Linked DNA regions of Mus musculus: region 1 is linked to region 2. A link is a loop called in an ENCODE intact Hi-C map of the cell type or tissue named here. Cell type or tissue: left cerebral cortex. All regions are shown on one strand. Links, peaks and the distances in the headings refer to the core of each region. The heading gives the core; the rest is flanking DNA.

Region 1 (15,822 bases), core at 2,874-10,873, 1.5 Mb before region 2:
TTTTAGTAAACTATGTAAGATTTTAGGACTCTAAACCAAGGACAAAAATTGTATTTCCATATTACAAAATAAGGCACAAATGTACACACACACACATGTACAGCCAGAGAGATGGTTCTGTGGCTAAGCACTCTCTCTCTCTCTCTCTCTCTCTCTCTCTCTCTCTCTCTCTCACACACACACACACACACACACACACTCAGAGTTTACGCAGAACATGTAAAGGGAATTGCCAAAACATATCTTAATTTACATAAGTCTAAAAACCTGGCATTTAACATACAAATGTTTCTTAAGAAAAAACATTAGAATGCTGTGGAAGTTTCCCTACACTCTTACCCATGGAGGGAAAAAGAAAGATGGTTGTTTTCCTTTACCTCATGCAAAGTACAAGATTCTTTGATTGACCATTTGATGCGTGGACCTAAGAGCCTGAGAAACACAGTATACTGATGGCCAGCTTTTCCCCAGGAAATCTGTGCAGAGTGGTGGTTTCTGTTCATCACAGCTGGAGAGAAATGAAGCTACTGAGAATGGCCAGTACTTTGGACTGTGCTTAGAGATAATGATGCAGAGTTCACATGCCATCCAAATAGAATGGTGTGGAATAGCAATAAGATATATGCTTAGAGCAACTGCACAAAGGAAGACTGCCTTGTCGAGGGAGCTGCTCCCAGATACACCAGTCACAAGATAGACTTTCAAAACAAACAAAAAACAAAACAACAACAAACAGACAACCAAAAGGCCAAGCAAACAAAAAACCAATATGCCACAAAACACTCACAATAAAAAATTCTTTCAAACAGTACTTACTTGTGTTCAGACCAAGGAGTTAAGGTGTGCATACCTAGATGCTTTACCTCTGTTGACCAGCATTCATGGTGCTAGGAGCTGCTCTGCACACTGGAGGAGAAAGGTAATCATCGGTATTACCCAGCTACAGACTCTGACCCACAACAGCGGCCTGCCTACAAGGTATCACTAGTGCAATCGTGGCACAGCTATTATGGGAGCAACCACTGTTTTATGGGATTTAAGGCCCACTTCATCAGATGGAATCCATACCTGACACTGCTAAAGTGGCCAAGAACCTAGACTATATAGGTCATAGGCCTAGGGGAAAACCTAATACTATTATTCTGTTCAAAGAACAGAGCAATAAAATGACTCCTAATGTTTCTCTCAACCCTTATCAAAGAAGCTTCTCACAGTAAATGAGAATGAGCACAACATAAAAGTTAGGTGGGTAGATCCTAGGAAGAATTGGGGAGGGGAAAACTTGATCAAATATATTCATGAAAACAATCTTAATTTAAAAAAATGCCTTTAAGGTAAGTCGGGTTGTCAAAAACATTATACACTTTGGACACAGAGCCCAGAGACCTGAGCTGGGTCTTTCCTGGAGCTGGAAAGCCTCCTTCCTGAGGACTTTCTTTCTTTCTTTCTTTCTTTCTTTCTTTCTTTCTTTCTTTCTTTCTTTCTTCCTTCCTTCCTTCCTTCCTTCCTTCCTTCCTTCCTTCCTTTCTTTCTTTCTTTCTTTCTTTCTTTCTTTCTTTCTTTCTTTCTAACTGGATACTTTTTGTATTTACGTTTCACATGTTATCCTCTTTCCCGGTTTCCCCTCCAGAAACCCCCTATCCCATCTCCCCTCCTGCTTCTATGAGGGTGCTCTCCCTCCCACCTACCCACTCCCATATCACCACATTCCCCTAGACTGGGGAATCAAGCTTTCACAGGACCAAGGGCCTCTCCTCCCATTGATGCTTGGCAAGGCCATCCTCTGCTCCATATGCACCTGGAGCCATAGGTCCCTGTTGTAGTAAATCTCCAACCCAAATATGCCCCAGCAATGAAACACAACATAATTAATATATGCTGTGGGCCTAGATTGGACAGATCTACCACCACACTACCGTATTCCACATCTATGAGACCCCTTAGACCTTGTAGTTTCTCCAGGACATGTGCTTCTGCTCCACTATTCTTCTTCCTCCTCCACTGCATCCTCTCCCTCTTCCATTTTCTCCTCCTTCTCTCTCCCTGCCTTCCGCTCCACCTTCTCTTTATCTGCCCAATCATCAGCTCTTTTTTATTTTACAAATTAAGGTGGAAAGCAGGTTTACAGGAAATCACCTGAGTGCTGACTCATTCCTTGTTCACAACCCCTCATAGGGGAATGGAATTAACATCAAATATAATTAGCCCCAGGGCTATCCACGTGTCCCTCCATGTGTACACTTTGGTTGGTTTTTAGTCCCTGGGAGCTCTGCGGGGGGGGGGGGGTTCTGGTTGATTGATATTGTTGTTCTTCCTATGGGGTTGCAAATCCCTTCAGCTCCTTCAGTCCTTTTTCTAACTCCTTCATTGGGGTCCCCGTGATCAGTTCAATGGTTGGCTGTGAGCATTTGCCTCTGTATTTGTCAGGTTCATGTTACCAGCACATACCATGCTAGCTTCCAAAGGAGGGAAGCAACCAACAGTCTTACCTAGCAGTGATGGTTATAAACCACTACAATGACCAATATGGCAACCATAATGCTAAGTGTGCAGTAGTGGCATATAGTACTTTGGTGCTAGCCAACATCTCTATAATTGGACTTAAGGCTTACTCAACAAGAGGGAAATCATGCCTGGTACTAGAACCCTAACCACCTACCTTGAGCTACTGAAGTCATGGACCTTGGAGGAAAAACTACAACCACCCCTGTACTAAACCAGCATAGTTTCTAACTACATTCCAAACATTTATCCTTGTATCTACAGGTAAGCATAGTTTTCACCCTTCGTCAAGAAAATGCTTTGCAATAGATGAAGATTATAGAAAAGCACCACTAATCAAAATGAAGATTGTGGTGCTCAGTACCAATGGATACATCTACAATGCAAGTTCTGCATCATTGTTTTAAAGGGGGAAAAAGATGAAAAGAATCAAGGAACAAGAAGTTTGCTGAGAAATGCATCTCCTAGAAATATTATGTCTATGAAGCTACACCTGCAAAGTCTCAAAAACATGGCAAATGTGCCCTAAGAGAGGATGACACCAATGGACATGTTTACATAGAATGGGGTAATTTCATAGGGCCTCAACTCTAGACAAAGAACTAACACAGCTGTGCAATACTGAGAGTGGAATAAATAATCTTCCCAAGGAAGAGCACACCAATTGGTTATCCAATACCAAATGGTCAGCCCTTAAAGGTTAGACATACAAAGCAATACGATATGTTCTAAGCAGTTGTACTTCTATATTTAGGAATACACACACACACACACACACACACACACACAAACACACACACATGCACCATCCATTTACAACAATTCAAGACAAAAAGGCCATAACTTTGAAAGAGAGCAAGGGGGTTACATGAGAGGATTTGGAGGGAGGATAGGGAAGGTGGGAATCTAATTTTTTTTTTAAAAACACCATGAAAACTATACTTTCTTTCAGGTCTACAAGGTATCAACTATAACACTGTATGATAGTAGAGCAACAAAAACATTTTCTTTGGCCTCTTTTCTTTTTCATTTTAACACGTGAGGATATGGTAAATTTAGGGGAAAAGAGGGCTGAGGATCAGCGGGCACAAGCTGCAGCCTGGGCTGTGCTCCTTGTACATGAAGTGCAAGAGCCGGCATGAACAGAAACTTAAACAATTTGAACACATTAATGGAAATTTTATTAATTTTGTAAGGGGCACAGCAACTGGAGGACACTTTATATTCTGAAGTTAACAGATACGCAGAAGTGTCACATGACCTACTCTAGGCATTCATCTTTACATGTTTTTCCCTTTTGGACAGGGTTGCTTTGTATAGCCCTGGCTGGCTGGAACTCGCTGTGTAGATCTGGCTGGCTTGGAACTCATAGAGATCCACCTGTCTATGCCTCCTGAACGCTGTCATCAAAGGCTTATGCCACCACACGAGAGTTATTAGTGTTTTGAAGTAAAATGAATGACAATGTTACCATTACAATACCTTCAGGCTCGGTGGTGATTCATTCTTGATAAACAGTAACCTAGTAACAAGGATGTGGAATGCATTTGCTTAGTGAGATACTGGGCCTCTCTTGACAATCCAGAGACCTTTGCCTGGAAGATGCCAAGTGAGTGATTGTAGCAGTGTCTAGGAGAGCTGTGATGGTTACAAACACTCTTTCTGAAGTCCTCTACAGAATGATTTGGTTCAGTTCATGTTTTAGAAAGCACATGAACTCATCTATCTGACTGAGTATTTTAAATAGAGGAGAAACTTATCATTTCTGTAAGAAATTGGAATTTTTTAAAAAGTATGTTAAATTTCTATATTCTAATATTTAATATTGGGTTTTAGTTGTTTATATAATTAGCTGAAAGAAAAAAATTTCAGACAGGAAAGGGAAAAGCAAAATGATAGTTTTCAATTTGTATTTTATATGAATAAGAACTGGAATAAAAACAGTTGTGAGTTGCTATGTGAGTACTGGACAGTAAAGACATCTTGAAGAGTGTCCAGTGCTGGGAACCACTGAGTCACCTCTAGTTCCAACACAATGTGTTTAACATGGTTATGTGCCTGGCAAAGCAGTAGAACTCAAGTAGAAAACCTACTGTCTTTACTGAATAATAGGAAAACCATTCAAAGTGGGAAAATTCAGTTCTATCTCATCTAATACGATTGCTGTACACAAGCGACTAGTTTGAAAATACAATTGTGATACTCATTTTTGATGACACCAAGTTATATAAAATGCACTGGAGTAAGAGTGTGAAGCAAAGCATCAAACCTACTATGTAAAACTTCAAAATCCTACTACAAAGATAGGAAAGAAGCCCAAGAAGATGGAAAAACAGAATCCACTTTTTGGTGTGGAAGATTTAACTCAGTAGATGTCAATTTAAGTTACTGTCAACAAAGCCCCAATTTAAAAGGAAACAGAATCTTAGTATTTGTAGGAACGTAGAACCTAGAGTGATGATATTCGCCTGCAGAATACACAAGGTGTTAATGATAGAAACTCTAACAGTTAAAGCAGTTTGTTACTAATACTACTAAAGTAATGGAAGCTGGAATGGAATAACAGAATTCACACTCTCAAAAGTGTCTCCCTGCTGCACACCACTGCGGTTTCCTGCCTGGGCTGTTGCTGTAGCCTGCTAAGCAGCTGTTCCACAGCGACACTTAACTTCTGCATAACTTGAACTCATCAGAGTAGTGAGATTGATTGTTTGAAGGCATTAACCAAAGCCAGGTATGGTGGTGCATGTAATTCCAGTGAACAGAGTGAGACGGGCATGGCAAGTTCTGTCCAGCCTGAGGTATGCAGTAAGACCATGTCTCACAAAGCGGGAAAGGCAGGGAAAGACGGTCTGGTGGACCGTCTCCACCAGAGCTCTGCAGTGTCACCTGTTTCAGGCTGGGCAGGAACTAAACACTGCTGCTGGCTTCATGGCCCTCCCTACTCTGGCCCTTAGTAATTTTTCTGGCACTCTCCCCATCTTTTATCATTGTCTCTCTGCCACACTGCGTTCTTTGATGCATCCTGAATATGCATCCATATCCGACCTTTGAGAATATCTTCTCCAGAAACATTCTTTTCTTGAAGGGCTAGATGGCTGGCTCCCCAAACTCCTTCAAGTCTGCTCAAAAGACACCCTGTCAGTTTCAGTGAGTTTCTCTGACCACTGTTCTGCTCTCGCTCACTCTGCATGGGTGATTGCCCTGGCCTCCTGCCATGTAGGCTTTCCTTACCCCACACAGAATGCTAGAGTGCTGCTTTTCACACAGTGGACCAGAGGTGAGTATTGTCTGCTCACCAACAGTTCCCCAAATAGGGGGCTACATTGTGTTGAATCAGTCAATCAATTGCATAATCAAAAAGAGGAAAAACAAAACATATATCTATTAATATCAATGTCAAATAAATGCCTATGTTTTTTTCAAGTGCTTATAAATGCATATTGAATTTGTAGAATAGAAAAAGCATTAATCATGGTTGACTACGTGAGAAAGAGTTCAGAGAGTGACAAAGATGGAGATCCAGAATCCCTAGAGCTTGAACCTGCCACGTCTTGATTTAAAAAAAAAAAGTGCAGTGTACAGTTGAGTCTCATTCTGGAATTAAAAATTCTTCATAAAGTTGAGGCTCAACTGAGCACCTTCAGGCAGTGTTAATTTGTTCAGCCACTAGGTGTCCTGTATCTACCATAAGTTCTTAAAGAAGCCCTGACAGAGTCCCAGCTTCCCAGCTCCCTGAGCTGTCTGTAGTTCAGTGTTGCCAGCGTCAGTCCCGAGCTGTTTCTTTAAAGGGAACCGAGGAGCATCTGTTCAGTTTTAGGAAGAGATCCCCACTGGACAGCTCCTTATCATCATGGTAGCGTTAGTGCTGCAGAGACACATTAGCTACCTGCCTAACACACACATTCGAGACAAGAGCTCTACATACAGCGCGGCTGGCCTAGAGCTCACTCTGTGGACCAGGCTGACTGTGAGCTCACAGAGATCCACCTGCCTGAGTGATGGGGTTGAAGGTGTGTGTTACCATGGCCACCGTGACAGTCTTAACTTACATGTGCAGTGTGAAAGCCAGCCAGATGGCTTGGTGGGTAAAGATGCTTGTCTCCATTCCTGACAACCTGAGTTTAATCACAACAACTCGCCTGGTAGGGTAGAACTAGGCTCCTCAAGTTGTGCTTTAGCTTCCAGACATGTGCTGTGTCACATACACAAAGCACATAAATTGTAAACATTAAAGATTACAGCTAACAAATCAAATTGCTTACATTTTCATTTTTTGTGTGTAAATTTAAATTTTTATTGGATATTTCATTTATTTACGTTTCAGATGTTATCCCCTTTCCCAATTTCCCCTCCAGAACCCCCTATCCCATACCCCCTCCCCCTGCTTCTATGGTGGTGATGGTGCTCCCCCACCCACCCACCTACCTCCCTGGCCTCATATACCCCTACACTGGGGCATAGAGCCTTCACAGGACCAAGGGCCTCTACTCCCACTGATGCCCAACAAGGCCATCCTCTGCTACATATGTGGCTGGAGCCATGGGTTGCTCCATGTGTACTTTTTAGTTGGTGGTTTAGTCTGTGGGAGTTCTGGGGGGTCTGGTTGATTGATATTGTTGTTCCTCCTTTGGGGTGGCAAACCCCTTCAGCTTAACATAATAAATGAATGAAATTTACATTTTATGTATATGAAAGTATTTTTTATTTGATTATACGCTTTTACTACTTCAATTATGTACCAGTGATTGTCCAAAAGCAGTTAAGAGGCATTTTCTGAATGTTCACAACACTCATTGAGGTGTCAAACCCGTGGCACCATGAAAGCTACAAAGATAAACACCTAGTGTTGTCATGGACCTTCGTTTTTGGGTGGAGATGGTCATGGCCACCTGTAACTACAACATATGTCAGAATGTAGCAAATCAATAAATGACAATGTTGGACATACTTGGAGCAAATAGTTGATAATACTTTGGGGACTACCCATGTGGCATCTGAAAAGGGCTTTGTTCACAGTTTCATTCTGTGAGTTGAGAGGGAATGTTGTAGAGGTTGAAAATTGTGTGCAAATACTGCATTATTTCTTCTATCTAGGACAAGCCTAAGAGCTTCATGTCTGGGTGGTAAATATGTCTCAGTAGAAGAAATATCCATATCCCCACTGATGGCATTTTCAAAAAGAAAATCAGTCACACATTTTATAATTGTAATATTTAAAGTCATAAAACTTCCTAACAATTAAAAGGTTTTAGAAAAATTGCTGTATTAGATGATTGATATTTTTAATTCAGGTTCTTTTTTTCAGTTTTTTAAACACCTAGAAAATGTGCAATGCCTTATTAGAATGACACACACTGTATTCCTACTATCCTAGAAATTGTCATCCACTGTGTCCTATAACACTCATGAAAAGTCAGTGGTTGGCTGCTCAGACTCACAAAGTATACACACGGAGAGGCTGGGGCAGAGCAGGCAAAGAGTGTGTGTGTGTGTGTGTGTGTGTGTGTGTGTGTGTGTGTGTGTGTGTAGGTCTGGCACAACACCACACTAGATGCAAATAGAATTAATTGTCATACACTAAGAACACTGCTTTGTCATTCCTGACCACTCGAGTCTCGTTCTCTGTCACATAAAGTGAGGTTAGTGTTACCCCCTTCAGATGTATCCTGCTGACTGCTTGCTACCCTGGGAGCATGGGAAATGCATCATATCATCTTAATGAAGGGTCTTTAACTTAGATTCTCACAACTCTGCTAAGCTTCAAAACACTAAAACAATAGCCAGGTACCAAGCCTAAGCAACATTTATGTGGTGCTCAAATTAGACTTAGCTCCAGTGAGTGTTATGTCAAGTATAGGATCTAAAACAAAATTAACATTTAAAAATAAACACTATTCCTTGTTTGAATTTATGCATTTCTCTAGGCAGCAGACTGTACGAAGAAGAAGAGGTGGTATAGAAGTGCCCTCGAGGAAGCATACCAACTCTACAGGTGTTCCGCAGAGCAAAGACTAGAAGTGTGCTGCCTGTCAAAGCCGAGTATGTAAAGTTTCCTCTTCTTACTGTCCAAACCAGAACGCTTGGATGTATGCCTCCTATGTCCGTACATTTAACATTTTATGTGTTTTCTTTATGTACAAATGTGGTTTTTGTTCATTGTAAAAGAATCTTCAAGTGAATTAATAGCACATATCTTGTTCTCTGAGATTATTTTTAGTTTAAACACAGGCACTGTAATTAGTGCTTTCTGCTATTTTATTTACTCTTAGATTGCATAAACCATTACTTCAAAACATATAATTAAAATATTAGAAACCACAGATTAAAAATGTATCCTTCATATGATAGTTTTACAGGGATACTCTGGGTTTTGTATTATTTTGTTTGGTTTTTGAGAATATGTGTTTTCAAAATGCTTGATTTTAAAATAATACCAAAGTGGGGGTGAATCATATAGTCACAGTTTTAAGATTGTTTTATTCTGTTTTCCTTATCTATTGTGGACATATCGTGGTGTTCTAGTGGAGGTTAGAGAACCACTTTAGGGGATCAGTTAACACATTCTCTGAGGTGGGTCCTGGGGGATCAGTCAAACTCAGTCAACAGGCAAGCGCCTTACTTCCTGAACCACCTCACAGGCTTACAGCATTTTCATTCTCCTACATAACTGCAGGAGCCAGTGTCTCTTGTGGCGTGATGGTGACCAGAGCCACAATGCTTATCATTTGTCTTCTCCTCGCTTTCAGGTCAACTGAATGACTTTAAAACATAAACTTAGGTAGATAGGTTTTTTTTTTCTCAAATAAAAAGTTTCCTATACAAATTTACTGACAATGTATATGAGACTTTTCCAATGGAGAAAAACCTTCACCATTACTGCTGAAGGCCAGATCTTTACATAAAGTACTGTGCTTTCGAACTTAAAGTAATAGACAGAAGGCTATGTGGGATGAAAAAATAACTGTGATCACTGTACAAGAATATTTTAAAATATATCTGGGTTTATTATAATCATTTCCTAGGACAGTCATAATCTTTTTAAAGTTAAGTATGCCATGCCTACTAACTTTCAGGTGAGTGAGTTTAAAGGCTATGCTGGATAAAGCATAACATCCATGAGCCCCACCCTCACTGGGCAAGCGCCTCCACTGTGGTACCTACTCAGCCTGTGCTTTGCATTTGGAATGGGTCTGCCAGTTCCTGCTCCTCCCCACCCCACCCCCAGAATTTTATTCATGTTTTTACAAAATAGTCTTTCATGTTTGGAGCTGTCTTGGGTTCACAAAAATTACATACCTTCTGTCCACCAGAACTTCCCCTCTCCTACCATCAAAGCCCACACCATGTGATTTGTTGTAACCAGTGAGCCCACGCCAACACTTCTCGTAACCTGAGTTCAGAGTGCACATGAGACTTGACTCTAGTTTTACACGCTGTGTCATCATTGTCATACCGCACACAATCATTACATGGCCTTAAAATCCCGTGTCCTCCTTACTCATCTTTTCTCCCGCCAACACTCAGAAGCTACTTTTGCTATCACCTTCTCCACAACTTTGCTTTTTCCAGAATGTCTCATGGGCATCCTTCCACATAGCCTTCCTTCCTATAGTGACACATACTTAAGTTTCTTCCAAGCCTTTGCATCGTTCTGTAGCTCATTCCATTACTCCTACACATACCACACTTTCCATCACTCATCTGCCTAGGAACATCCGGATTGTTTCACGTTTGGATTGTTACTGATTAATGTAGTTTTCCTGTGGCCATGAAGTTTCAATCCCTTTAGTAAACAGTAGCCAAGATAGATAGCAGATGCTGTGTTGAAGACATGCTGATCTCCAGGGCTGTGTCAACGGTGACTGAGAGCCCCTGGTGCTCTGCAGGCTCTAAGCATTGTGTTACAATCAACTGTGCTTTTTCCCAAAGGCCCTGGTTACCCCTGGCCTCAACACTGCCATATGCATATTTGTTCCTTTGTGTTTTCTTTGTTGCAGTGTCTTTTCAGGTCTTGGCTGTTTGTTTATATGGCGATCTTTCTGAAGCCTTAGTCTCCAGATGCTGGGTTATAGGACTGCACCAACATGCCCAGCTGAACCTTCCTTGCTTCTCTCTCTACCATCCCTTCCTCCCTCCCTTCCTTTCTTCTTCATTTGTCCCTTACACTTCCGTCAGTCTCATTTAATACAGTCTCAAGCTTAGAGCTTCACTCCCAGGCCACATCCTGTTTACTCATGACTCCATCAAAGACATTCTTCCTTCTGTTAAAGGACCTTTGCTCCTCTGGCATTTCTTTCTGACTCAGAGAAGTTTCTGGTTTATTTGCATTACCATCAGTTTTTGCTGTTGTTGGCTGTTAGTATTAGGTTTCTCGATGTGATAATTATAACTATCTGCACCCCCACCTATCTGTATGTCTGTCTGTGCATCCATTTATCGATCTCTCTTCAAAGCTGGGTGTGGTACCCTGAACAACAGAAACTGCAGTCTCAGTCTTTAGTCAGCTTAGACAGTGCTAAGGTTGCACTAAGGGGTTGGGGGACATTCTGCTGTCTTAGTGGTAGGTCTCAGTTCTACGCTATGAACTTGACAAGACTCCTCATTATTTTTTCTTTTTTACTCATTTAAGTAGTAAGGGCTTCTACAGGGGATTGCAGTTATGTGTTTGCTTCCCATGATGAGTGAAGCTCTGGAAAATTCAAATGCATTGGTCAGTAGTAAAACAGCTCCTTCTATGGGCAGATCTCGTTAAGAACATGGCTGTGAGTACATTCCCTTCACTCTGCCAGATGCCTGGGGAGTTTTCTCCAGCCTCCCCTGTGAGAACTTGGTGGCTCTTCAGGAGGAAGAACTCACAGAAGGGCTGCAGATCTCACATCCCGTGTTCTAGTGCAGTTTTTATTTCATAGGGTTGTCCGTATTTAACCTCCAGGGCTAGGCCAATTAGGGTTCAGATTTTCTTACCTCTAGAATGATTGTCATGGAAGATTCTGTCGATCGATGTGTTTCTGCTCAGGCAAACCGTAATTCTCTAACTGACATCTGTTCCTTCAGACTTGAGAGTAGACATGTGCCTCAAGAGCCTCTCTTCACTGATAGATTTTCAGTTTAGCTCTTAACATATTGAGATGTGGTGGCAACTTTTAAGTCCTATGCCAGACCAGAAACTGGCCTGCTTTCTCCCTTTGTAAGAAGGTACTTTCAGTTGCTGCACTTGAAGACACCTGGTTTCACAGTTTTAAGGCCATGAATGGCATCAAACAGCCATTGCATGTAAACTTTTATTCTTAACTTTGATGACTGTTCCAATCTTGCATAATGTTTAGACACATGCAAAATATCAGAAAGAAGGTGGGGGTCTCTCCTGGTTGGAGGAATTACCTGTAATGGTGAGTAGTCTTGTGTGTTCTTGAGTGAAGGGAGATGGTGTTTCTTGGAAGATGATCATTTTAAGCATTATGGGGATACAGAAAAGAACAATTCATATGAAAGCCAGTGATAAATATAAATAGAACACACTTCCCTGGGTATTTGTTTTCTCTCAGTTGTTAATATTCTTTGATAACTTCATTTCATGTGTACAATGATATGGCACATATTCCCTCTTTTCCTCTCCTACTACCCCTGTATGTCCTAACATTTCCCCCTTTTAACCTGTTCTCGTCAACAACACATTATATCCGGTCGGTGCCACCCGTAAGTGTATAGGTGTGAGCCATCCATTAGTCAAAGGAAGCCTACAGTGACTACCCCTCAAAGAAGACGATTCTCTGTTGTTTTTAAATAACACACATATATTGTGTATACCAAAATAATATATTGGAATTTTTTTCCAATGAGCTAGTTGGTTACTAAATTTTCTGGTTTTGGTGGTAGTCTGAGAAGTGGTACCAGTATCCACATTCTTGTGGAGTCACATCCAAGGCAGTATTGGTTTCTCAGTGGTCTCAAATGGAAGCAGCAGACACCATGGACAGACTAGGGGCTTTTAATCAAATGGGTCTACTCTGCCAGTACAGCCACAGGCAGGGTGCTAGAGTATCTCCCCAGTTGTACAGGGAGATGGACTGTGTGCCTTACAGTGGTGCATAGACTAAATGAGGTACAGTTTGTATGATATTCTTATCCAATGTCCAGTGTATAACACGTGTGCAAGTAGAGATAGCATGTACTGAATTCTAGATTTTATGTACTCCAGAGTGCACAGACCAACCAGAAAACAGAAGTTAGACAGACTTGATGCTAACTAATACTATTTCAAGGACATCCGACAGACAAGAGTTTCTTCTTGATATTATGGCTTTTGGATTCTTAACTCTACTCAGCTCTGAGGAGGTGAATTTATTAGTGTTTTAGTTAAAAGGGCCACTGAAGACAGCCCTGTTACTAATGTGTGATAAAGCAGAAAATTCTAATTTTGTACTTGTGCATCTGTTTCAACAGGAAGATGGATTCTTTTTTAAAGTAGATATATTGTGTTATCTTACAGACAGAGCCAAAACAGATACCAAAGCTGCTGTGGTGACCAAGAAAGGGGTAAGACTGTGTTCTAAAGTTAACTTCAAATTCTTTTTTTTTTTTTTTTTTTTTTTTTTTTTTGGTTTTTGGTTTTTGGTTTTTGGTTTTTGGTTTTTCGAGACAGGGTTTCTCTGTGTAGCCTTGGCTGTCCTGGAACTCACTTTGTAGACCAGGCTAGCCTCGAACTCAGAAATCCGCCTGCCTCTGCCTCTCAAATTCTATTTTTAAGGGAAAATAAATTACTAAAAAGAATTATATCTGATTTTTCATTCTGAAGTTTACTTGAATATACAGTTGCTTTCATGGGCTGACTATCAACCATGTTTGTGATGATTTCCATTAATTTTATGTAACTAGGGCAATAGAAACACTGATGGACAAGGGAACAAGTACTTTGTTTAAATCATGCTTCACATAGACACTCAGAACAACGTTTTCATACATAGCACATTACTGGAACTAATGAAAAACTAATTTTTCCTAGAAAGTTTAAACAATAAGTTCATAGCTTAGTATGGCTGTTAAACTTAAGTAGAGAATAACATTGAACAACTAAATAAAATTCTGGGTAGACTACTTTAATGGAAGCTTATAAAGTCAAGAACATTTAAAATATATTTTAAAAATTTAATGCATTATTTTGAATTTTATATATGGAGTAGTGTTGAACTCTTTTTGTGCAAAATATAATTACAATATTGGCATTCTCAGATGGCAATGTCTAATTATAGGATGTTACTGAAGTGGAAAAAGAGAGGTGCTTACAGCACACACTTGGACACAGATTGCATCAGTGACATAGGAACACCAACTGTATTAAATAGAGGAGCCTGTGTGCGTTGGCCTGGGCTCCTGGCTGGGCTTGAGGAAGAGACCAGAGATGGTCAAGTGTGTGAAACACGCACAGAAAGGGCTGTTCTGCACGGGTCTAGAGACTGCCCATGAGATGAACATCACTTTGGTGTGTGCGCACACACATGTGTGTATACATGGGTGTGTGGGGAGGGAGGGGTTCGTTTAAGACAAAAGTTTGATTTTTTTGGTCATCGTTCATGTTTTGGTTTTGGTTTTGAGGCAAAGTCTTGCTAGGTAGCCCAGGTTGGCCCCAGGCTCATTGGCCAGGAACCCCTGCTTGTCATTCTTTATAGGGATCTGATGCCACACCCTGCTTTGTTTGTTTGCTTGTTTACTTGTTTGTTTTTGATTTTTAAATTCCATCCTTTTGCTCATGGGCTTTACATGTGAAGGCTGCTACTTCTCCTCAGGAAGGAGTTCATGGCCACAGGAGACACAGCAATCGTCTGTAAGGGTCCAGGGCCCGGCCTGAATGCACACTGGGGGTTTGCAGAGTATGGGAGGCAGCACAGCAGTGTCACTGCAGAATGTGGGCAGAGTTAGTGATTTCACTCTCTTCTCTTATGTTGACTAAGAAGTTGTAAAGACATCAACTCTTACCAAGTGTCATTTACGTTTACCATTGTCCCCTAGGAGGGCAGCATTGTTAGATTTAGGGAAAGGCTACTTATTATAAATATGAGTGAAATATCATAACAAACACACTGTTCCACCAAAATAACTTCTAAAACAACCACCGTGAAAACACGCATAAGCACCTGAACTTGAGCTGATTCTGAAAGTGTGAGATTTCACGTGCGGCTCTGCGGCTTCTGTTCCCACGCCGGTCCTCAGGCTGTATAGATGTGGGTCTGCTTAACTTTAGTGTGTGATGTTTCTACTGATGAGTAAGTTTCTAGTGATAAATCTTATAAAATTTAAACATTATTAGTAAAAAAACAAATGACAAAAGCAAACAAAGAGAAAAACTAATCTGGGCAAGGTGGCACATACCTGTAGTCCCAGCCTCAGGAGTTAGGGCAGGAGGGTCAGGAGTTCAAGGTTATCCTTGGCTACATGGAGAGTTCCAGGCCAGTCAGGGCTATCCTGGATCCTGTCTTTAGAAACTGTTCTAGTCCTTATTACTAATGAAAATTTTCTTTTTCAAAATCACCTTCAAGTTCTAAGAATAACTTCCTTTTTACTTTTGTTTTTCTGTGCATAATACTCATCTAAAGATTTAGTTGAGATTAATTCACTTGAAATTTGAGTTAATAATAAAATTTACCTTGTATATTTATGGGTTTTGCATCTGTGGCTTGAATTAGCTGAAGGTAGAAAAATATTTTTTAATTTGTCTGTTGGGGATACTATTCACCACCCCTTCCTCAGTTTCATCAAAACCAAAATCAATAATGGTTATTAGCATAACGTAAAATAGAAATTTGAGTAATGACTTTATGTTTCATAGATTGCAGATATGTCCCTAGATATTAGATGATCTTTCTCTGCTCAATTGCAGCAACTGCTGCTGTTCAATGTCAGTGAGAATTAATAGAACTGACTTATTACAGAATTCATGTTTGTAATATACTCTGGTGTATAAACATTCGGCTTCTGTATAATCTACTGATGACTTTGAGGGACTATTTATCTTTTTGTTTATATGTTTAATGTCCTCAAATGTTTCAAAAAATTTTCCCATATAAGGTACACATCAGAAATTGCTACTCCAGTGTACACTGGAGAACACACCCACCCAGACCACAGGGAATGATGGCCTGCCTTTTCTCCCATGAATCTGTGTGCAGGGAGTCCTCTCTGGATTTTTTACGGGTTGGTGCACAAAATGATTAAGACTATGTCTTTTATTGTGTAATTGGGGGGAGATTCTGTCTATCCTGTCAGAAAACAGTTCTTATGTATTATTCTGGGGTTTAGGCTTACAAGACTGGATGCTGAGAA
Region 2 (15,822 bases), core at 2,777-10,776:
CCGGGTTTTGCCTGTTCAGCATCACCATGTCCTATACATTCCTTGGAGGACAAGACATCCAACGAAGCCTTTCTGTTTACGCATTGGTCCGTGTCACTTTCATGTTGGTGGACATGACAGCCTCTGCTTGCTTGTGGCTGGCCAATTAACTGATTATTGAGCTCTTTGTCTTCTATCCTTCATGGTCTAAAACTGGGTCGAATCAGAGCAGAAATTATGTTCCAACATTTATTTTCAATCACTAAAGACCTTCCACAAAGTCATCCATAATCCTGCCTTAACCAGATTAAGGGGTCAAGAATTCAACAAACTGTACCCCCAGGGATCCTGCTCTATGTGACCACGTGAAATTATCAGAACAAACGGGAAGATGCTGAGCTGCTGAGACAATTCCAGTATACAACGTTATTGGGCTCTGGGCATAAGAATGCTGTGGTGGACCTCTTCAGGTTACAAAATGACCAGAGCTGAGTTATACTCATACTCTAACAGTCCAGAGAGGGTCATCAGTGAGGCAAGGGTCTTTGAGTGTGTGATGGCACACATGTTGATTTGCTAAGCATGCTGTATGCCAGGTGATACAAGTATTGTCTGATAAAGGGATATGTAAGAATTTGCTGATGCAAACAGTGAAGTTACTAACTGGTTTGCCATCTTACCTTCCTGAGCAATATCTTCCTGGAAGATTCCTCTAAGTCGTGTTGACACTGTTGTTAAAATAATCTTATACAAGTCATATTGACATAATATCTGCACTGATTTCTTGTGCCTGCACTTGGAGTCACTTAGATAAAAAACAATTAACATTTTTTGCAAGTTATATCTCCCCCCAACACCCTAGAAAGTCCAAGAAATAGATCTGTGTATCAGAGCATCAGAGATTGGTGTTCAGAAGATGATATCTTAAAGCCAGCATTGGAAAAGGACCAGGATATAGGACAATACAGGAGGTGGGGGAGGTCATCTGGAAATGCAGACAGGAATTCTTGCATGACGATGAACAATGAAGAAGAAAAGGGTTCCCCTGAGAAAAGGAGCATGTCCTGTTTGGAGGCCTAGTCACACACAGCTAGAGTCATTGCAGCTCCCTTTGCCTACTTCTAGTTAATTTATGTTCTTCCAGACTGGTAACTTGTATGCTTCCAACATAGTTCATACCCTAACAAAAGAGTTCCTTGTTTAGAGCCAGTAAGAGGTTCCAATGGTTTATATATGCTTGGGCTAGGGAGTGGCACTCTTAGTAGGTGAGTCACTGTGAGCATGGTCTTTCATACCCCAGTCCTAGCTGCCTGGAAGTGAGTTTTAGAGGCATGCAGATGAAGATGTAGACCTCTCATCTCCTCTTGCACCATGCCTGCCTGGATGCTGCCATGCTCCTGCCTTGATGATAATGGACTGAATCTCTGAACCTGTAAGCCAGCCCCCAATTAAATGTTGTCCTTATAAGAGTTGCCTTGGTCATGGTGTCTTCTCACAGCAGTATAACTGCAACTAAGACAGAAGTGGTGGAGAACTATAACTGGGAAAACAGTGACTGAGTCACAGAGCATCTCTGACAGAGCAGACAGCCAACATTCCCCAAATTGTATCCCTCTTGCTAGACCATACCAGGTCTGCAGAAGAGATTTGGGGTGTATTGCAATCAGGCATGCAAGGATGGTTGAATCCTTAGACATAGAGAAAACAGAATTGCAATTTTATTGTGAACTGTATGCACATATCACAGACTAATAGAAATCTTTAAGCTCAAAGGTATATTTGGAACACAAAGCTAAGGCACATGGAAAAGAAGAGGGGGCCAACAGGAAAAGCTAAGCATCTTCACCCATTAGCATCTACACCACATAAGAGAAGCTTAGTGGGCAAGGCTCCTGGGAGAATCTTCAGGGTGTTTAGCCATCTCCCCACCTCACACACCTCAATGGGAGTCAGACAGGAACAGAACCAAGCTGCTCCTGGGTCTATGTGCTGATGGTTTGGGTGGGATTTTAGAGCACAGAGCTCACTGGCCGTTTCAATTTTGGTTTACTCACTATCCCAGAGCACTGACCAGTCACGTAGTTATTCTCAGGTTTGGGGACAAAGCTAAGAGAGTTGTATGGAAGGCCTCAGGCCTCGAGGAGGGAGCAGAAGACTCCCCCCCACCCTACATGTTATTTCTCATGGAGTAAGGGAATGACTATGTGGCTGTGTTGCTTACTGTCCTCGGGAGGGGGGTATAAAAATCACTGGCTGTCCTGTAAGTCAGCCTCCTCCCCATAAAATATGAGATGGGAGGTAGCTCAAGGATTAATGCAGAAAGCAGATAACATGCTTTCTTCATTCAGCACCTTAGAAGACTCTAAAACGGGGATGCACAGTAGGGATGTAGCTCAGAAAGCAATAAGATGCTCGCCTGGTATCCATGATGTCAGGCTTTGATGCTCAGCTCAGCACACTACAGAAGTGAAACAAGAGAGCTGGATACCCTATGTCACGGTGATAACCTCCCGTCTTTTGAAAACTGTTTGCTTTATTTAACTGGGTAAAATAAGACCATTTCCATACCTGTATATAACATACTTTGAGCATGTCTACCTTGCATTCCTTCTAATGGCCCTCCTCTCTCCTCCCTTGTGTATACTCGTCTGTTTCTTCTTCCAGACAGCTCCGTTTCTGCTTTCACATCATTGACACACACAGTATCTCTTTGAAACTCCCATCTTGGGATCCAGAATTTATCTAGATGGCCATATACAGAAAGGAAATTAAACACATGGGGAGAAATGTTTGGCCTTCTCCTCACTAAATAGGGGGTTCTGAACTCGCCAGTGCCACCACCAGCACCAGGTGGCAGTGGCAGGACTTTGGTTGTGTGTACTTGGCCTATTAGACACATTCTTTTTCCTATTGTGGGGTCCCCTAACTGCCCAAGCTCGGAACAGCTGAAAATGGATGGTTTTCCTATTGCATGGAGTAGGAGAGAAAGGGGCAGTTGAGTCAGGGGAGGGCTAGAAGTTCTGCTTGCCAGAGAGCTGGGCGTTTTCTTTAGCTCAGCAGCAACCAAAGACAGAAAAGATATAAGGAGCCTGCTTCTGACATCACCCTCACCTCTGTTCAATTTCTGACCAGCCCTGGACTACTGACATCATTGAACCAGCAGGCCAATCAGCTAATGGCGCCAGAGGCATACGACTTATGGCAGAGCTGAGCCTTCAAGCGGACAGACTGATGACAGACACACAGTTTGTCATTCCTGTCTCTTTTTTTCTTTTGTTTTGTTTTAAATTCAGACATTTCTATACTATTTGCCCAAATCTGCCCAAACTTGAAGCTGAGACTGGATGCTACAAATAGCCTGGCACCCTCCACCCTTGAGCCAAGGCTAGCCATCCCCACAGCTCACCAAGTGACCACAGGAGAAAACTCAGCACTCGAACTCTTAGGATATGGATGCAGGCTTTCTGTGACACATCGTCGTTCACATTCTTGCCTGGTACTCCCTGGGAAAGAGGCAGGGAAAAACCATGAAACTGAATCACCCAGTGCAAACTCCCATCTTAGTTGGAAAGCTGTCTCCGTTCTCCTCGTAGGCAATATAAACATTTACAATACACACCTGTGCGATACTTTCCCGGAGTGCACAGAACCAGGGCAAAGGGAAGTGAGACTGCTCTGATTTTTCACTCCTCCATTCAGGAACAAAGGGAGAGATTCTCTGAGGGGCAGCAAAAGTAGGGGATCATATTGCAAGCGTCTGCCTTGCCAGGCTCCCCCATCTTTGAAGCTGGACAGACTCTCCTCTCGGGTTGCAGAGGCCCAGATGTCTGATTTTGAAAGGAGGCTTTGTGTTGCCATAATGAGGCTACACACTGTAGGCTTTTTATTTAACATGTGATGCAGTTCCCCATCAAATCACAGTAGATTTACCCAAAAGGGAATACATTAACAAGATGATCCATCGAAAGGGGCCAGGCTTTAGTGTAAGACACCCGAGCTTAGCACTTTAAAATATCATCTCCTTCTACAGTCTCAGGCCCTCCATCCTCCCACCCTACCCCCCACCGAGGCATGTGCACACACATAGGCACACATATACACTGACACCAACACAAATACCACCAAAAATAAGACCCTAGCAAGGAATCAGACAAATTTGAGGATGGGACTTGGTCCTACCATCTGCAGTGGTCTGAGTCACTTGCAGGGATGTGCTGGCTCCTTATAAGTTGTGACCTTGGACAACTAATTTCACCAGTATGAATCTCAGAGTTTATCAGCAGAAAACAAACTTCAAACTCTGGAGAGGTCAGAGGTGTAGCTCAGCAAGGACTTGCCCTACTGTGTGCAAGGATGGATTTCAGCTCTCCAACACCTCTCACAAGCAAACAAACCCAGTCCGGTCATCCAGATTGTAGTAAGAAATTGAAAAAAAAATCGATGATTTAACGCATTAGCTATTATTGATTAAAGTTTAGCAGATAATAAATTCTCTATTAGAGCATTCAATTTCTCTTTTCTCCTTTTTGGGGGGATTTGGGGTAGGAGTAGATTTTATGAACTGTGTGCAGCCAGTGGTGACCTTGAACTTGTGCCTCTCCCTCCAAGCACTGAATTGTGCACAACTGCCCAGTTTTCTATTGTTAAAGGATTCCCTAAATCGCTTTTTCTGGAAGGAAGATAATGACTGAAGAGCCACTCCCTCCTGGTCTTCAGCTGGCTCAGCCTTCTCGAGCAGCTGCGGAAGACATTCCCACCAAGAGCAATTTAGAAACCAGACCAAGTGAAGATGGTCTTTGTGCATCTGGACAAGTTGCAGTCTCTGAAGAAGTCCTTTCAGAAGTCAGGGCCACAGGAATGTGTAAAACTGCTCCCTCCTCTGTGACCAACAGGAAGAAACAGCATTGGCCTCCCTTCCCCCACTACAGCTCAGCCTATCCCTCCGTTCTTCTGTGGGCTGAAGCCTTAAACAGCCGCCTCTTCAAAGGCTGTTCTTGAACAAAGAAACTCTAGAGGAGTTCTCTGTAGTGTGACTTGTCCAGGAAGTAAAGGGTGTGTCGGAAGAAGGTGTTTCTCCAGCGGGAGAGATGATAGCTCTGTCAGGAAAGCATTTGCCTTGCAAGCAGGAGGACCCGAGTTCAATCTTCACACCCCACATAAAAATGGCTGTTCATGGTGGCACTCGCTCATAATCCCAGGGCTGACGAGGCATAGACAAGCAGATCTCTGAGCTAAGTTTGAGCCAGACCTCTAGGATTTAGGACCTACTACTCAACAGTCTTGGCATTGCCCATTGCTGGATCTTGGTTTCTCCTTTTACAACAACGGCAGCTTGCTTGCGTTCAACTATAGTTAAGAATACTATCAAATAGGACCGTTCGTCTCTGATTACGAACCGCAGTTCTGCAGGCTGGTGAAGTGGCTCACCAGATACAATACTTGCTTAACATATCAGAAGCCCTGGATTTGAGCTCCAGAACCACTTAGAACCCGGCACGGTGTTGCATGCCTTTAATCCTAGCACTTGGGAACTGGGGTCTGGAGGATCGGGCATATACGGTTATTCTGGGCTGGGTAGCAAGTTCAAGCTCAGCACTGCAGATCTGGCCGGTGAACAGTGAGACTCAAATGGTTGCAACGTCTGTAACATCCTTCCTGGTTTTCATCACGACATCTGTAAATCATGCTATATAATCCCAGGCTGGAACGTTGACTTTTAGTTCTACGCGTTGCCCCTTTCCTATATATTTAAACAGCTGTAAGTGTCAAACTTTTCGGGTAGTCCTTTCTCTAGCACAGGACTCTGGGCAAGCAGTAAGAAGTGCTATAAATCCTTGGGGTTTATATTTATTGGAAGCCTTTTAGGCTATTCCAGGAGACCCTGTGATTTCCTGTGGAGGACAGGTGGATTTTCTGTTTCTATACAAAACCAGAGGCGCCTCGTAATTACGTTGACACGGACCTGCAGCGCCACCTGTTGGCCGATGTCTTGACAATCACCACTCGGCACAAAATTATCAGGGGAATAAAATTTTTATTTCCAAAGAAGCAGCCAAAGTGGGAAGATGCTGGAAGGCCACAGTTAAATGTCTCTTTCTTGTACCGGAGAAAGAGACTCTTGCCTCTCTGAAATTTTTGGAGCTTCTTAATTCTAGTTGGGCAAGAAGCAACAGTTGTCTACTTAAATGATAGGGTGATCTTACCGGGGCTATTTAAACATTTAAAGTTTACATATTTCAATTTATAGCATTTTAGAAGTAGAGATGAAAGTAAGGATCCGTTTCTGTTGATTTTTAAGCAGTTGTTCTGATGCTGTCCTTGCTGGCTTTTCTGCTGTTGTCAAAAACACCGGGACCGGAAACAATCTGGGGATGAAATGGTTTATTTCATCTTCTGCTTTCAGTCTTTGTCTGTCACTGAGGGAAGTCAAGGCAGGAGCTAGAGGCAGGAACTGAAGCAGAGACCATGGAGGAGCGCTCCCTGGCAGGCCTCCCCTATGCTTAGCTATCTTTCTTATACAGGCCAGGTCTACCTGCCTAGGAGTCCTGTACCCACGCTCAGCTGGGACCGCTTGCATCAAGTACTAAGTGATTTTGTTGTTGTTGTTTTGTTTTGTTTTTGTTTTTGATTTTCGAGACAGAGTTTCTCTGTGTAGCTCTGGCTGTCCTGGAACTCACTTTGTAGACCAGGCTGACCTTGAACTCAGAAATCCGCCTGCCTCTGCCTCCCAAGTGCTGGGATTAAAGGCGTGTGCCACCACAAGTACTAAGTGATAAAAGGCGCTGTAGACAGACTCACGTGATGGAAGAAATTCCCCAGTCGAGATTCTCTCTTCCCAGACACATCTATGTCTAGCTTTATGTGGCGCTGTGTGACCTATGCTCACAAATGCTGTCAAAGACCACAGTTTTGCTGGCCCTTCCTCTCCTGTCACAGAAGTTTGTTCGTTTCTCCTCTGCTGAGCTTCTTGTTTCGGGTTTGGATTTTTTAGGTTTTGGTTTTGCTTTTTTGTTTCTAGGTTTTTGTTGTTGTTGTTGTTGCTTTTGTTGTTTTGCTTTTTGTTTGTTTTGTGTTTTGGTCATGTGGAAACATTCTCTTGAGAACTGTGATTCGGGAAGAGCTCTGACTCATGCCTGGGAGTCTCTAAAGAGGCAAATTGCTCACTTGGAAGAACAAGGAGCCAATGAGGACCTGCCTCTCAGGCCGCCTCTCGGCTGCTTCTCTACCCTGGCCTCATCCTTTACAAAGGGATATAAAGTTAATTCAGATGAGCTCTGAGAAGACAGTCAATGGCCGTTCTCCTCAGTGATGAGAGCGCAGGGGTCTGAGCGCCCATAAAGACCATAGACAGAAGTCAGGGAACGCGCAGGGATGGTTCCACTGATTAATGAGAGTCCCAAATTCAAAGACAGACATATGCTTCTCCTTTAAAAAATGATAAATGAACATTCAAGGCCACCTTGGATTATACAAACAATTAAACAAACTCCAAACTGCAAGAAGGAGTTGATACTGTGAGTGTACAGAGACTCTCCAGTCTGCCTCCCCATTCTATCTGTGCCTACCTAGAAGGTTCCTCAGGGATGTGTGGTCCTCCCTCCCTCCCTTCCCTCCCTCCCTGCCTCCTTCCCTCCATCCCTCCCTCCCTCCCTCTCCTTCAGCACAACCCCCCCCCTCACTTCCCCATTATCTCAGCACATTGCATTTGCAAGTGGCCCCTACTCACTTGCTTCCTTGAGAATCCAGTTTTGTATACGGCCACTGGCATTTTAGAAATACAGATCCTGTCATTTCTCTGCTTAAAGCCACCAAGAAGGAACAAAACTCAACCTTCTTAGCACAGCATATCAAACTTTCCAGTTTGGCTCAGATTTCCTGCCCAGGTTTCTCTTCTGGCTCTGGCTCCACCACTCCAGGGCTAGGCGCTCTCTGACACGCACTGGTTGTCTTTGAGCGCTCTGTCTATATTTAAAGTCTGTTTCTGCAGCTGGCTGTGTCCTCCACTCCCATCTCTGGGTAAATTCTCCTTGACCCTTCAAGGTGCATTCCCGCTATCTCTGCTCCTCAGGAGCCTTCCCCAGAGCTAGCCTACAGGATGTGATTGCCCCTTGTTATCGCCTGTACATATTATACCATGAAATTCATTGTGTTATACCACTGGCTGATGAATCTTCCTCAATAGATCATGGGCTCTCTAACGTAAAAATCTCTGATAGATCCTGCTAAGGGCTTTAATTATCATGCGTTGTTCTAGAATAGTCACTGAAAATTAAACAAGAAACTGTCACTGTGCTAAAGACTAGAGATGCAAAAATTAGCCACAAAATGATTCCCACGGTCCCGTCAATCAAGGTCTAAAATGCTTGCGAACAGAGATGTGTGCTGTGTGTTCTACAAAGGCTAAATCCCACTGCAGTGCAGCAACTTCGACTGGAGAGGAACAGAATCAGCAATGAAATGCTGTATGGAATATGTGATACTTTAGGTTTCTTTCCACGTAATTATTTTATTTTATTAACACATGGTCTCAAGTAGCCCAGGCAGGCCCTGGGCTCACTATATAACTGAGGGTGGCCTTGAACTCCTGATCCTCCTGCTTCCATCTTCCAAGGGCTGGGATTATAGAACTACGTTATCCCAATGACTCAACATCTTAGTGTTTACTTAAATATATAACAGCTGTATACGTCTTTACCATCTTAAATTATGGAGTGTTTTAAATTGTATTTATCTGGTGAGGAGACACGCATGTGGAGATCCGAAGGCAATTGCTGGTTGGTTGTTTCCTTCTTCTGGGTGAGCTCCAGGGATGGAATCCAGGCCCCCAGACTGCTCTGCAAGCTCCCTTACACGCTGAGCCTCGCAGGCTCCTTTTGTTGTGTTTCTGCACTTGACGACAGGGCCTGACACTTTGCATATGCTAGTATTCTGCAAGCATGGGATGGTAATGCAGTGTTTGCAGAATGAGCAAGTGTACGGACGGATGAGTGGATGAGCTCCTAAAATGATGGGCAGGTGGATCTACTCTCAGGGAATGCCCACAGTGCTTGCATGCGGAGCTTGGGCCTGGGAGAGGGGTGCCGTTCATTGATTCCTAAAAGCCGTAACTCTCTTCTGAGCTTTCCCACATCCCGCCAAGGCATAAACACTGGAAACTATTTCTTGTCGGCGTGATCTAATTAGACTCTTCCCGTTAGAGGCACTTCCGTGACCTTTAACTCCAGGTGGAAACGAAAGGCTATTGTCTTCTGGTGGCAGGGCTGCATGTCCCCTCCAACGCCCTACAAGGAGTTTCTCAGGTTGGTGTCACAGGTTATGCAGGCACCTGCAGATGGCTTTGCTGCGACTCCTCCGATTTGGGATATCTCAAAACTTCTGTCAACCTTTATTTCTACAACTTCCTAATAATTCCTTTTACCCTATAAATTCCTTCCTATCCATAAAACCTAGGATGAACTCCAAGAGATATGGATTCTTGGTTGGAAATTAAAAGGAGCCAGTTAGTAATCCCATTAAACATTCAATTTAATCATTTTTTATAAGAACATATATTAAAGTATATAATGCTTAAATGCAAACACTCAACTTGTAGGAAGTGAATATGTTCAAAGTACATTGTATGCATGTATGAAATTCTCAAATAACTAATTAAAGGACACACACACACACACAGTAAAATCATAATGAAAACAGAACCAACTAATAGAGAAAACCTAAAATATTAGATTTTCACAAAACTAGTGACCAAACTTTTAAACCTCGGCTGAGAATAGCTGACAAAATTACAAGGAGAAACTAATGAGTTCCCAGTTTTCCATGGGGAATGCAAAGATACTCCCCTAATAAGTGATAAGACAGGGAAAAGTGCAAGCAGCAGACATTCGAAAAGCCATGGCACAGAATTCGCTTAGTGCCAAGTACACATTAAGTATTTACCATAACATGCTATACTCCGGGCTCAGTAAATGAAAACGGCCTCAGTAAATTCAGAACAGACCCAGTCATATGCAGTATGCCCACCAATTAAGCCTAATTGAATTACAAATTAATAATACAAAGATTCTGGGAACGCCTCAACTATTTTAAAATGAAACAGAAAATTTCCAAACTGATCAAGTCAAAAAAAATCACAAGGGGAGCTAAAAATATTTTGTATTGAGTCAAATAAAAACAAAACAGCCCCAGATTTGGAGGATGCAATCAAGATGGTGCTAGGAAGACATTTATTGGGCCCTGTGGCCGTATCTGCAAAGAATCAGTTCTCAAATCAATTACCTCATCTTCTACTCAAAGACACTGGCATAGTAAAATGAATTTGATCCAAGGAAAACAGAAGAGGGAGGTAATAAAAGCAGGAGAGAGGAAAATACTAGAGTAAATTAAGTTAACCAACTGGGAACATAAAATTGATAAAATTTTAGCCAGAGTTTGATTAGGAAAGATGACAATACCTACAATTTACTAATCTCTGGAATGAGAGGTATAATTGCCATATAGATTCTGTAGAATGAAAATTCATTTAAATTAGTACATAGCACTAAAGTATAATAAACATCTTGATGACAATATATTCAACATTTGATTAAATGAACAAATTCCACAAAAGATGTAAATTACCCAAACCCGTTTCAGAATGAGATAATTTAGAAGCTAGCCCTGGATCTATTTTTAAAATGGAATTTGTTGTTAAAAAGTTTCTTAGGAATAAAAAATGCCTAAGTCCTTAAAACATCTCAAAGCAAAAATAAATAGCAAGTACATTGTACTTTCTCCAGAAACTTAAATACTGGAAGATGCTCACTTTATAAAGCCATTGACCATATTCCAATACCCAAGCTAGGGAAACTCCTACAAAGAAAAAACAATTACTGATATACCTTTGTGATCGATTGATAGTAAGCATTTATCATACTAAAGGGAAAATAACATGTGTTATGGCTACATAAAAAAGAATCTCTCCTTGCCCAAAGAGAAGGCTTCTGACCTTCGCTCTCTGCTCCTTGGAAGAGCGCGGTTACTATAGCCTCAGAATATTCAGACTGAAAAAACTATGTCTGTTTCCCTGGGACACTGGGCCATGACGAAGGGTGTGATCCTGTGACTTGGAGTGGAGGCTTTTGGTTAAGTGACTGTGTATAATATGTATATGTTATATGTCTATATAATAAATCTTTGGAGACGTGGGGACCAAAATTAGCAATGTGGCCCATATGCTGTGAAAGTGTCCACGGCTTTCCTAACTGGCAGTAATCTACGAGTAGTGAGACATGTTGTCACTGGGATAGTAGTACTTTCTGGCATGTCACTGTGAGTGGGCCACTGGGAGCTTAGGACTGGTGTAGACACCACGAGAGTCTACCTCTGGTTGTTTTAACTACTTTTAAACTCTTTTTAAATGACCTATAAGTATGACTATAAATCCTGTGAGTGAGGCCTTTGAGCACATTACGGAATTGAAGATACTCTCAGAGACACACGGTCTTGCTCTCAGAAGCAAAGGCAGACATTCCTGGGGACTATTTGCTCGTCTACAATGACTAAGTACAGTTAAGCCTGGGAACGCAAGAGCAATTTGACACTCGAACGTAATTCACCATCATTTCAAGTGTAGAAGAAAAAAAAAAAAAAAAAACACATGTTCATTTCAATAGAGCAAGACATACTTGGGGAAACAAACAACATCCATTATTGAAAACAACCTACAGCAGACTCCGAATACAAAAGGCATCCTTCAACTTGATAAAAGAGGTCTGTGAAGAAATGTACAAGTGGTGTCGTCATTCACGACACTAAACAGTAAATGTTCTCGCTCTCGGAGCAGGAATGAGCAGGATGCCAGCTCCGGCCTACTTGGTTTGTTGTGAGGCAAATGTGAGCCAGTGGGGTGGGGAAAGGAGAGCAGGGAAGGGGAGGAGGAGGAGAAAGAACGAATGAAACCCAGATAGATATTAAAATGGTCTCTGTGTTGCAAGCCATCATGACCACTTATGTAGGAAACTAAAGTCGGTAAAACTGCCACTCGAGCATGAGAAACAGTGAGTAAACTTCGTGGGGTCACAATGCAGGAGAAAAGATGGAGAATCAATTGTATTTATTCATATCAACAACAATGATTGAATGTTGGTGTAAAAAGTGTCATTTAGGGGGCTGTAAATGTGGCTTGGTGGTTAAGAGCACTGGCTGCTCTTCCAGAGGACTTGAGCTCAAATCCTAGCACCCACATCAGGCAGCTCACAACTCCCTTTAGCTCCAGTTCCAGGAGATCCAACACCTTCTCCTGGTTTCTGCAGGTACTTACATGTTTGTGCACACACACACACACACACACACACACACACACACACACACACACTCATACACACACACAGAGTCTTTTTTTTAAAGGCAAAATAATAAATCCCATATTAAAATTGTTCTCATCTTCAACTATTTCCCCAAGACTTAGAGATACAGTCACTGAATTCCTCGGCTCGCACTTCAGTCCGAACAGAATGCTACATGCCTGCAATCCCAGCTCTTAGGAGGCAGAGGCTGGAGGAACAAGAATTCAAGGTCAGTCTTACATATGGAGGGAGTTCAGGGACTCCATGAGACCCTGTCTCAACACAGAAAAATCAGCCCAGAGACAATGCGACCAAGAAAAATGGCGTGCATGTACCTCACAGCCCATGGAAATAAAATAGTCCCAACCACGCTTTCCTCTCTATGCCTTCCACTGACTGACACGTCTACCAGCCTTTCCCAGTGTTCTCCTCTTCATTCCAGCTCCTCAGCATGGCAATTAAATGTCTTAATTAGCTCATTTAAATTTCACAAGAGCGCTGACCTTTATGTTTTTCAAGCATGATATTTTGTGCCATTCTGGATGCTCATTCAATATTTATTAAACAACATAATTATGTCTAACTTACTCAGATTGGCACCAGCAATGTTGTTGAAAGTTCACTTTGGCACTGTTGCTATAAATACAATGTCTTCATGGACTTGACTTAGATAGTCTAGGAACCGATCATTATTATTCTGTGTTATTAGATCGCAGTTTATTTTAATTAGATTGCTGTGTTTTGTTTATTTTGTCTTGGTTAACTCCTCTGCCCTCTGAGGGGGGAAAAAAACATCGCATCTCATTTTCTTAGATGAGAAGATAATTTTTATCAGTCCTGCATTGCTGCAGTAACCAGAATTGACACTTGTTCAATGAGATGTTCCTATCCACAGATCAAACTAGAAATAAATGCCTAGGAACATGCGTGTGTGTATAGATGCCCATGTGAGCACTGTGCCCTAGCAAGGACAGCAGACCTTGAGTGGGATAAAGTTGATTCATACACAGCTAAATAGTGCCTCCCTTCCTTTCATTATCAAATGCTCTGACAGATTTATTTACAAGATGGAGGAAGAGCTAAAATGACAGATACTATGTGTCTTAGTTACTTTCCTATTGCTGTAACAAAATACCATGACCAAGGCAACTTATAAAAGAAAGCATTTCATTTGGATTATGGTCTCAGAGGGTTACAGCCAATGGTGTCAGAGCAAAGACACTGTTGCAGGGACAATGAGAGATCACATCTTTATCCTTAGCAATAGTGTGAGTCTTTTGAAACCTCAAAGCCCACACCCAGTGACATTTCTTCTCCAAAAAAAGGCCATACCTCCTAATCCTTCCCAAACAGTTCCACAATGCATCCAAACCCATGAGTGTATGGGGACTGTTTTCATTCAAATTACCACACTATGTTCAAAATGAAGGCAACACATTCAAGTCATGTATCCAAGTAACATGTGTGGGTAGTATCTAATTGGTTTTTTTTTTGGGGGGGGGGTTACAAAGTATTGAATTGATTTAGGGCTAAGTTTGGTTTGCTTTAAATTTATAACTTGGGAAAGTGGAGAATGAGTTAGACAGCACTTTCTGTGAATGTGAAAGAACCCCCAGCCTGATATAAGACATGAATATATAATGGCATGATCTAGTATCAGGGTTGATACGGTTTTAGCAAAATGTGCCGATTTGTTCCCTCATGCCTGAGAATATAAACGCTATGTGTGAAATTTACATTTTTTTCTTCTAACAGGATTTTCCACAATCAGGTTTATCACCAGACACCCATCTGTTTAAAGAAGGGTCACCCCAAAATAGCTTACTTGCTTAACCTGATTTGGACTGAATACTTTTTTCAACATATATGTGATTTAGCTAGTCTCCATATTTTCAATCCTATTTGAGCATCCATTGACCTTCGATGGTGTTGACACTAGCCTGCACTACTTAAGGCTCTTTGATCTCAGGGCATACAGACTTTCTGGGTTTTTGCTTTCTTTGTTTGTATTTTGTTTGTTTGTTTTTCCTGAAGCCTTGACTGTTGTTTATATCTTTTTCTCACCACCTCTGCCATGTTTTGTTCTGGAAACACTGTATTTCAGTTTCCCTCGAGTCCCTTTCTCTTGAAACCAGACAGGGTTCACAGCTGAGGCCTAAGCATCTGCTGTCCCTTAAAAAGGGACGTCTTTGCCCATTTCTCCATGAATCCAGCTAGGCCAAAGACTACTCTCCCTCTATTTTCTCTTGTCGATGTGGGATGCAATATATACTTGGCTGAATATTCTTATGGTGCCTCCCTCATCTAGGGGCCCAAATCCAACTAACACATAAATTCTTCCAACTTGAGTTACAAACAACTTCTGAAATATCGAATTTTCTACTTCTGATATTACCCTTGAACAATTTCTCATCATTCTTGTCTAAAACATTGAAATGTGGAGTTTCTTTTATTTGTTTATCTTTCCATTTACCTTTTGTTTATGTGGGAGGAGACTGCCTTCGTGCCAGGATGCATGTGAAGAGGTCAGAGGAGCTTGGTGCTGTCTTTCTCCTTTCACTAAGTGGTCCAGGGACCACACCCAGGTCATGAGTCTTGCTGTCAGTTTCTTTACTGAGTGTTTGGTATCCAGTTTCACAAAGCTCACTCTAAGCCCCTTCACAGACTACACAAGACTCAGCATAAGTTGGCTAATGTATGATCTTTGCCTGAATATGGCTTTTGTGGCTAGGTGTCCAACTCATCAGAGACAGTGTTTCTAACCACTTAGTGTAGCATACAAAGCCTTTCATGGCCCTGCCCCTCTGTCTCTCCATTTCCATGGCTACCCCACCAAGAATGTTTACAGATAATACATGTATGTACACACACATACACACATGCACACACACTCACATGCATGCATGCAGCCACATACACACACGTTCACACACATATGTACACACACACACTTTACCACACACACATACATGCACCCATGCACATATGATATGTACACACACACGCACACATGCTCACACATGTGCATGCACACAGGCATGCACATACTTTACCATACACACACATACACACACACACACACTTTACCATATATACACACACATATACACTCACACACTTTACCGTACACACACACACACACACACACACACTTTATCATACACACACATACACACTCACACACTTTACCATACACACATACACTCATACACTTTACCATACACACATACATTCACACACTTTACCATATACACACACACATACACACTCACACACTTTACCATATACACACACAATACACACACACTTTACCATACTCTATGGAGTGACTTCTCCACCTGCAGCATCTCCCGTGCTGTTTCTTGTCTGTATTTTGAGTGAGTCACCGCATGCGTCTGTTTATAATGATACTTTCCCATCCGTTCCAATCCTTTCGGAGCCTCCTGCAACTAGTAAGTCATTTCCTCTTCACCATAGGGGCATCTGCTGAATATTATATTGTGGCATATGTGCTACATTT

What was found. Peaks named below come from ENCODE experiments on the same cell type or tissue, not always from the same donor. Only the 100,000 strongest peaks of a DNase experiment are listed, where the experiment ranks them.
Region 1: a loop joins it to region 2, with 12 times the contacts of the local background. A loop is called at or near these places in 11 of 42 quality-filtered maps.

Annotation. Positions count from the first base shown.
Region 1 is chr9:117,957,186-117,973,007 of GRCm38, reverse strand. It overlaps Zcwpw2 (zinc finger, CW type with PWWP domain 2), which reads left to right. Exons shown (of 9, transcript NM_001378466.1): 4 at 8,430-8,544; 5 at 12,995-13,041. Among named protein-coding and RNA genes, the nearest start is that of Azi2, 75 kb to the left of the region's middle. In left cerebral cortex, for the core only: a CTCF peak has its summit at 6,159; DNase peaks (open chromatin) are centred at 6,200 and 10,077.
Region 2 is chr9:116,416,571-116,432,392 of GRCm38, reverse strand. No RefSeq gene overlaps it. Among named protein-coding and RNA genes, the nearest start is that of Gm31559, 32 kb to the right of the region's middle. In left cerebral cortex, for the core only: a CTCF peak has its summit at 5,954 (motif pointing left); DNase peaks (open chromatin) are centred at 4,977 and 5,948.